Linked DNA regions of Homo sapiens: region 2 is linked to region 1. Evidence: chromatin contacts called from ENCODE Hi-C or POLR2A ChIA-PET data. All regions are on one chromosome and are shown on one strand. The core of a region is the stretch at or near the end of the contact, and the rest is flanking DNA. Distances in the headings are between cores, read along the strand shown.

The links. A loop is a pair of places that touch in the nucleus more often than their neighbours do. ChIA-PET counts read pairs that join two places held with the same protein, here RNA polymerase II (POLR2A). Pooled maps may share reads with other maps.
Region 2: a pooled map shows a loop between it and region 1 (4-fold over the local background). The contact joins the promoter of RHBDD2 here to the promoter of STX1A in region 1. A Hi-C loop is called at or near these places in 2 of 50 pooled maps. POLR2A ChIA-PET finds 5 or more read pairs at or near these places in 2 of 52 experiments (activated B cell and naive thymus-derived CD8-positive, alpha-beta T cell).

What each region holds. Positions count from the first base shown.
Region 1 is chr7:73,718,190-73,721,227 of GRCh38, reverse strand. STX1A (syntaxin 1A) reads left to right here and starts at 1,559. Exons shown (of 10, transcript NM_004603.4): 1 at 1,559-1,626. The coding sequence starts at 1,597. RefSeq lists silencers at 1,444-1,643, 1,704-1,903, 1,914-1,973, 2,084-2,163.
Region 2 is chr7:75,877,534-75,880,571 of GRCh38, reverse strand. It overlaps RHBDD2 (rhomboid domain containing 2), which reads right to left and starts at 1,538. Exons shown (of 4, transcript NM_001040456.3): 1 at 1,312-1,538. The coding sequence starts at 1,489. RefSeq lists silencers at 1,158-1,337, 1,438-1,687 and an enhancer at 1,234-1,842.

The DNA of each region.
Region 1 (3,038 bases), core at 310-2,809:
TGCAGGGAAAGGAGGAGAGGGGGGCCATAACTCAAATCTCTTTCCCAAAGATAGAGTAGTTCCTGGCTGGGTGCAGTGGCTCACACCTGTAATCCCAGCACTTTGGGAGGCTGAGGCAGGCAGATCACTTGAGGTCAGGAGTTCGAAACCAGCCTGGACAACATGGTGAAACCCCTTCTCTACTAAAAATACAAAAAAATTAGCCAGGCGTGGTTGTGGGTGCCTGTAATCTCAAGCTACTTGGGAGGCTGAGGCAGGAGAATTGCTTGAACTCGGGAGGTGGAGGTTGCAGTGAGCCAAGATCGTGCTACTGCACTCCAGACTGGGCAACAGAGTGAGACTCCGTCTCAAAAAAAAAAAAAAAAAATAGGCCGGGCACGGTGGCTCACGCCTATAAGCCCAGCACTTTGGGAGGCCGAGGCGGGAGAATCAAGAGGTCAAGAGTTTGAGACCAGCCTGCTCAACATGGTGAAACCCTGTCTCTACTAAAAAATACAAAAAATTAGCCGGGCGTGGTGGTGGGCACCTGTAATCCCAGCTACTTGGGAGGATGAGGCAGGAGACTCGCTTGAACCCAGGAGGCAGAGCTGAGATAGCGCCACTGCACTCCAGCCTGGGCGACAAGAGTGAAACTCCATCTCATAAATAAATAATCAAACAAACAAACAAACATAAAAAGATAGAGGAGTTCCTTCATCCTGCAGGAAAAAGGGGTGGGTCACGCAGCATCAGAGCTGTGAACTGAGAAATCCTAGGGAAAGAAGAGGCCAGTGCCTGAGTCCCTACTGGATGATGGGAGCAAGGGGGAAGGGTGGAGGCTCCCAGACTGGAACTCTCCAGGAGGTTTTTGGCTGGGGAACAGAAGGGAGAGCAGGAGGTCCCAAGGTAATGAAATGAAGGAGGGAGTTACAACCTTCAGCAAATTCTGGGGAAGTGAAGGGATCTGAGGATGAGGACCGGATTCTGGGACAGGGATGCTGAGCTGCTAAGTCGGGAAGAGGCTGGAAGCCAGGCACGGTGGCTCACGCCTGTAATCGCAGAGCTTTGGGAGGAGGGAGGATCGCTTGAGGACAGGAGTTCAAGACCAGCCTGAGTAACATAGCAAGACCCTGTCTCTACAAAATATTTGAAAATTATTCAGGAGTAGTGGCGAGCAACTCTAGTCCCAGCCACCCAGGAGACTGAGGCGGGAGGATTGCCTGAGCTCAGGAGCTCAAGGCTGCAGTGAGCTATGATTGCACCACAGCACTCCAGCCTGGGCGACAGAGCGAGACCCTGTCTCCAAAAATAATAAATAAAAAACGAGACAGGGCTGGGGCAGAGGAGGCAGCAGGGTCTCTGGGGACCCATCCCCGGGAGCGATCACGCGTGCGGAACGTCCAGGACGAGACCCCAGGGCTTCGATCCCCACGGGGCTGCTCGTGCGGGGTGGGGCGGGGTCTGGGCGGGGTCTGGGCGGGGCCCGGGCGGGGTGGGGCGGGGCCGGGGTCCCGGGGGCCGGGGCGGGGCCGGGCTGGCGCTGCGCAGCCGCGGGGCGGCCGTCGCGCATGCGGGGCTCACACGGCTGCAGCCGGCGCCGCTGCCACTCCCGGGAGCATGAAGGACCGAACCCAGGAGCTCCGCACGGTGAGTCCGGCCCCAGCGCGCGGCCGCCCGCCGCCCGCCGCCAGCGCCAACGCGCCGGACACTTCCCGCCCGGCTCCCGCGGCCAGGATGGTGGCCGCTCCTGCGCCCCCAGCCAGGGCTGAAGGGAGCGGGGCGAGCCAGGGACCTCGACCCCCCTCCGGGTTCCGCCCCTCGGACCCACTCGGGGTCAGGCTCGCGTGAGCTCGGCCGCGCTGACACGTGGACGGTCGGCTGGAGTCCGGGGTCCTGGATAAACTTTTCGGGGCCCTCTTGATTTGGGGGGTTCGGAGGGTATGATGGGGTTTTGGTGGCGGGACCTCTTCCCCCTCCCGCAGAGCAGGCCCTTTCTCTGGCCCCCTCACTGCCCCTCATCTCTGACCTCCCGTGCCCCCTCGGTGTAGACAGACGAGGGGACCGCGGTGGGAACCTCCTTGGTGTAGACAGACGAGGGGACCGCGGTGGGCCGGTGCCGGTCCCCTGCGCGGGGCCCCGCTGCGGGGCGCGCTGCGGAAACCTGATCGTCGGGTGGTGGCGGCCTCCTCGGGCCACCCTGGTCACCTGTGGCTCCCATCACCTGTGGCTCCCCCTCTGCTTGGTCGCAGTAGGGATCCACTGCCCGCCCCAGGTATGGGGGGGGGGGCGTCACACCCGCCCCCGGTCCACCTATCCACCTTCGGGCTTTCGGGCAGCACTGGCTGGCGTTTCCAGACCCTTCAGGGTTCCTTGCGACTTGGATCTATTTTTCTACCTGTATCTGGGAAACCCCTGGGGTGTGGCTCCTGGGGCGGGGTTTGGGGGGAGTAGGAGGATGCACAAACGTTCTGAGTCAGAGCCCACCTTCTCCCAGCCCAGAGACCCCTGCAGCCTGCGTGGGTCCCCTTCCCCTGGCCTCTGCCCTTAGGGATGAGGAGCCCAGGAGGATGGTGACCGGGAGTGGAGGACAGCGACGGAAATGAAGCCTCTCTGGGTGTGTCGGGGAGGGGGGGTGGATCAAGGCTCAAGACTAGATTGAGTCTCATCTGGTCATCTGGTCCCCTGGCTGGCCACCTGGCTGGCAGCCCTGCCTGCTGATCCCTGGGAGCACCCCCCACCCCGCTCCCTGGGCTAGGAACTAGAACCCTAAGGTCCCCTCCTATGGAAAATGTCAAGTGTCCTTTGGGCATTTGACCCCACGGCTTGTCTTCTCCACCCAGAGGCTCCCTGAGTTGGAGCCTGTCTGCCCCATTATGTCATGGTTGCCTCCTGGGCATCCTGGAGCCGGGACCTGGGCTCCCCTGCCTTCATGTCCCCCACTTGCTCTGGCACCACGGCCTCCACTTTGCCTCCAGACCTGTTATTCCTGGCCGAGCGCCCAGCCCCTGGTGTAAACCCCATGAGGTTTCAAAGGAAGAAGATGGTCCCTCAAGTCGCAT
Region 2 (3,038 bases), core at 289-2,788, 2.2 Mb before region 1:
TGTCACAGGTCCTCTAGGCGTCAGTTTCCTCACTGTAAAGTAACAAGAGTTAGATTGAGGACTTCAAAGGTCCCTTACGTCTCTAACGCTCACATATCCACGAAACCCACACCCAGGGAAGCAGTGAACCCCAGAAAGTGGGAGGTTAAGGTTAGGTTGGCATTTTGCTTCTGTCTGTGAGGTGGTGCTATGTATACCTAGGGTGGGGGGAACAGTTTTAGATTGGAGTGGGGAAGCAGGCTATGGAACCATATACCTCAGTCTGGCCATCACCAGAGGCTTCATTATCTGAAGAGTACTTCATTATTTGTTGAGTATTTCCAAAACTGAAATTCCAAGTATAAACATGAAAAGATTCTAGAAGCAACTGTACATGATTTGGAGATTATCTACCCGAAGGCTCTAGTTCCAAAACATCACAGAATAAAAAAAAAAATATAGATTCCTATCTCAATTGCATGACGCAACAGCTCTGCGATTCTCTGCATGAAACCTCAATCTTATCTAGATAACGGGCCAATAACAGGTCCTACGTCATGGGATCCTTGTGAGGGTTAAACGAAATTAATACATATCAGTGTGTGTGCTTTGCAAAACAGCAGGAGATATGCAAATTTCCTGTGTTCCTCTCGAGAAAATGAGGAAGACACGGAGACTAGGAATGTCTTTCAGGAATGGATGTTTATACTTAATTGGTCTGCAAAATTTCTCTCCCCTAGAGAAAAACAAACACTTCTCTCCAAAGGCAGAAGACACCCTGGTACCCCCATGAGCTGGGAATGGCAGTCAAGATTAAGATACAGATGAAAAAGCAGAAGAAATTCCAAATCTCAAGAGGGCAGGACGTTTATAGGGCTTATAGGGGTTTGTGGATAAAGTCCAATTGTCGTGATGTAGGTGAGAGAAAAACGTTTTTCAGTGGGGCTTAGGCCTAAAGCAGACGTAGGTGTGTATGTGAAATGGGAGGGGGAGACGAAAAATCTTTACCCTTGGAGAGCGAGCATGGATTTGCTAGCGAATGGATTTGGGGCCTTAACCAGTCTGGTGGCGACAGGGAAGGGAACAAATTCGGGTAGGGAAGGGATTACAGTGATGACGAAGATGGGGTCTGCAGACAAAGGTGTGGAACACGGAGAGCAAGAGACGGTGCTGGAGGTCGGTCCTCCGGGGGGCGGGCATGGTGATGAGGACCGAGACAGGGGGAGACTGGCGGTGAGGCCTGAAGGGGCGAGTCCCGGAGGCTAGAGCCCAGGAACCGGCAAAGTCGGAGGACAAGGACTCGCCCCGCGATCCCGGCCCGCCCCTGCTCACCTTGCCAGTTGCGAAGGGCCTCGGACTTCAGCGTGAGGCCCGAGGGCGCCAGGGGCTGCTGCAGCAGGAACAGGCGAGGCCCGGAAACCAGCAGCGAGAGCAGCGCAGTGAAGAAGGTGGCGGATGGCACCTCGGGACACAAGCACCAGCTGCGACACCCGGGCCCCGAGGCCGCCATGGCCGCCGTCGTTCCCGCGCCCCGCCTCGACGCCGGCTGCCGGTCCTCTGCTCCTTCCGCCTCCTCGCGGCAGTTTCCCTTGGCAACAGCAGAGGAGCCGGCCGGAGGCCACGCCTCCCAGAGGCCCCGCCCCATGCCAAGTTGTCCAATCCGGTAGCGCCGATCAGCCCCCCCCCCCCCCCCCCCCGTGCGTGGGAGGCCGGGACGGGGGGAGGGGGGTCGGGGCCACTTCCGGGTAGGAATGTTCCAGCACCGTGTTTGATTCCATCCTACTCGGGCTGGTACTGAAACTGCTCCTATAAACTTTAGGAAATTAATCAGGGAAGAAGGGAGGGGGAAAAACGAAAATAAACGAAGCTTGCAGCACACTCTGCGTTCATCACTAGGTCACCTTGCTCTCCGACCTGCTTGCTCATAGCTCTGTGTATCAGCTATGATAGGTGCCCATCGTCTGTCCTAGAATCACGTAGACCCTGTCACAAGATTACAATTCCCCTTAACTCCATAGATAACAACTTGAACATTATGAAACGTTTTCCCTTGGAGATATTCTTTCAGGTCCCGCATACCAGCATAATTACTGACACCAGTTGTTCTGAAGGAGCCCACAGAAGCAAGACTCAATGGGGACTGCAGTTTCCATATCCTGAGGATTTCAACCCCCTTACCCTGACCAGTCGATGACCCCAATTTTCCAGCCCCTCACCCTTCACAATGCCCTTTAAAATCCCAGCCCGGAACTCCTTGGGGAAGATGGATTTGTTGGTCTCCCTGCGTCTCCTCCTAGGCACCCTGCCATCTTTAAACCCTTTTTCTGCTGATAACCCTGCTTCCTCAGTGTAACTGGTCTGTTATTGCACAGCGGGCCTAGGCACCTGTTGGTCCTGTAATAATACCTCATGATTATTATGCCTTACAGCTCACAGAACTCTTTCATATCACGATCTTCCCATCTGTATTCATCCCTATTACACCAAAGAGGAAACAGGACTAGGGAGGGCCCTGGGTAATTCAGTTACATGGCAAAGACAGAATTAGAACTCAGTTCCTCCTGCTATGGCCCGGAATTGGCCTCCAGTACAGCCAGGGGCAGCTTTATCTTCATATTGAAGAAAAGGGGCAGGAGGCTGGGCACGGTGGCTCACGCCTGCAATCCCAGCACTTTGGGAGGCCGAGGCGGGCGGATCACGAGGTCAAGAATTAGAGACCAGCCTGGCCAACATGGTGAAACCCCGTCTCTAATAAAACTACAAAAATTAACCCGGCATGGTGGCGCGTGCCTGTAATCCCAGCTACTCCGGAGGCTGAGGCAGGAGAATCGCTTGAACCCAGGAGGCGGAGGTTGCAGCAAGCCGAGATCGCACCACTGCGCTCCAGCCTGGGTGACAGAGCAAGACTGTATCTCGGAAAAAAAAAAAAGGAAAAGGGACAGGAAACGGGAGAGGGATTCAATGGAAGGGACTCAAAAGTTAGGGATGTAATAGAACACTCATAACCGAGATCTATTTCAGCACTTTACAGTTTGAAAAGTGCTTTTGCTGGAGAACAG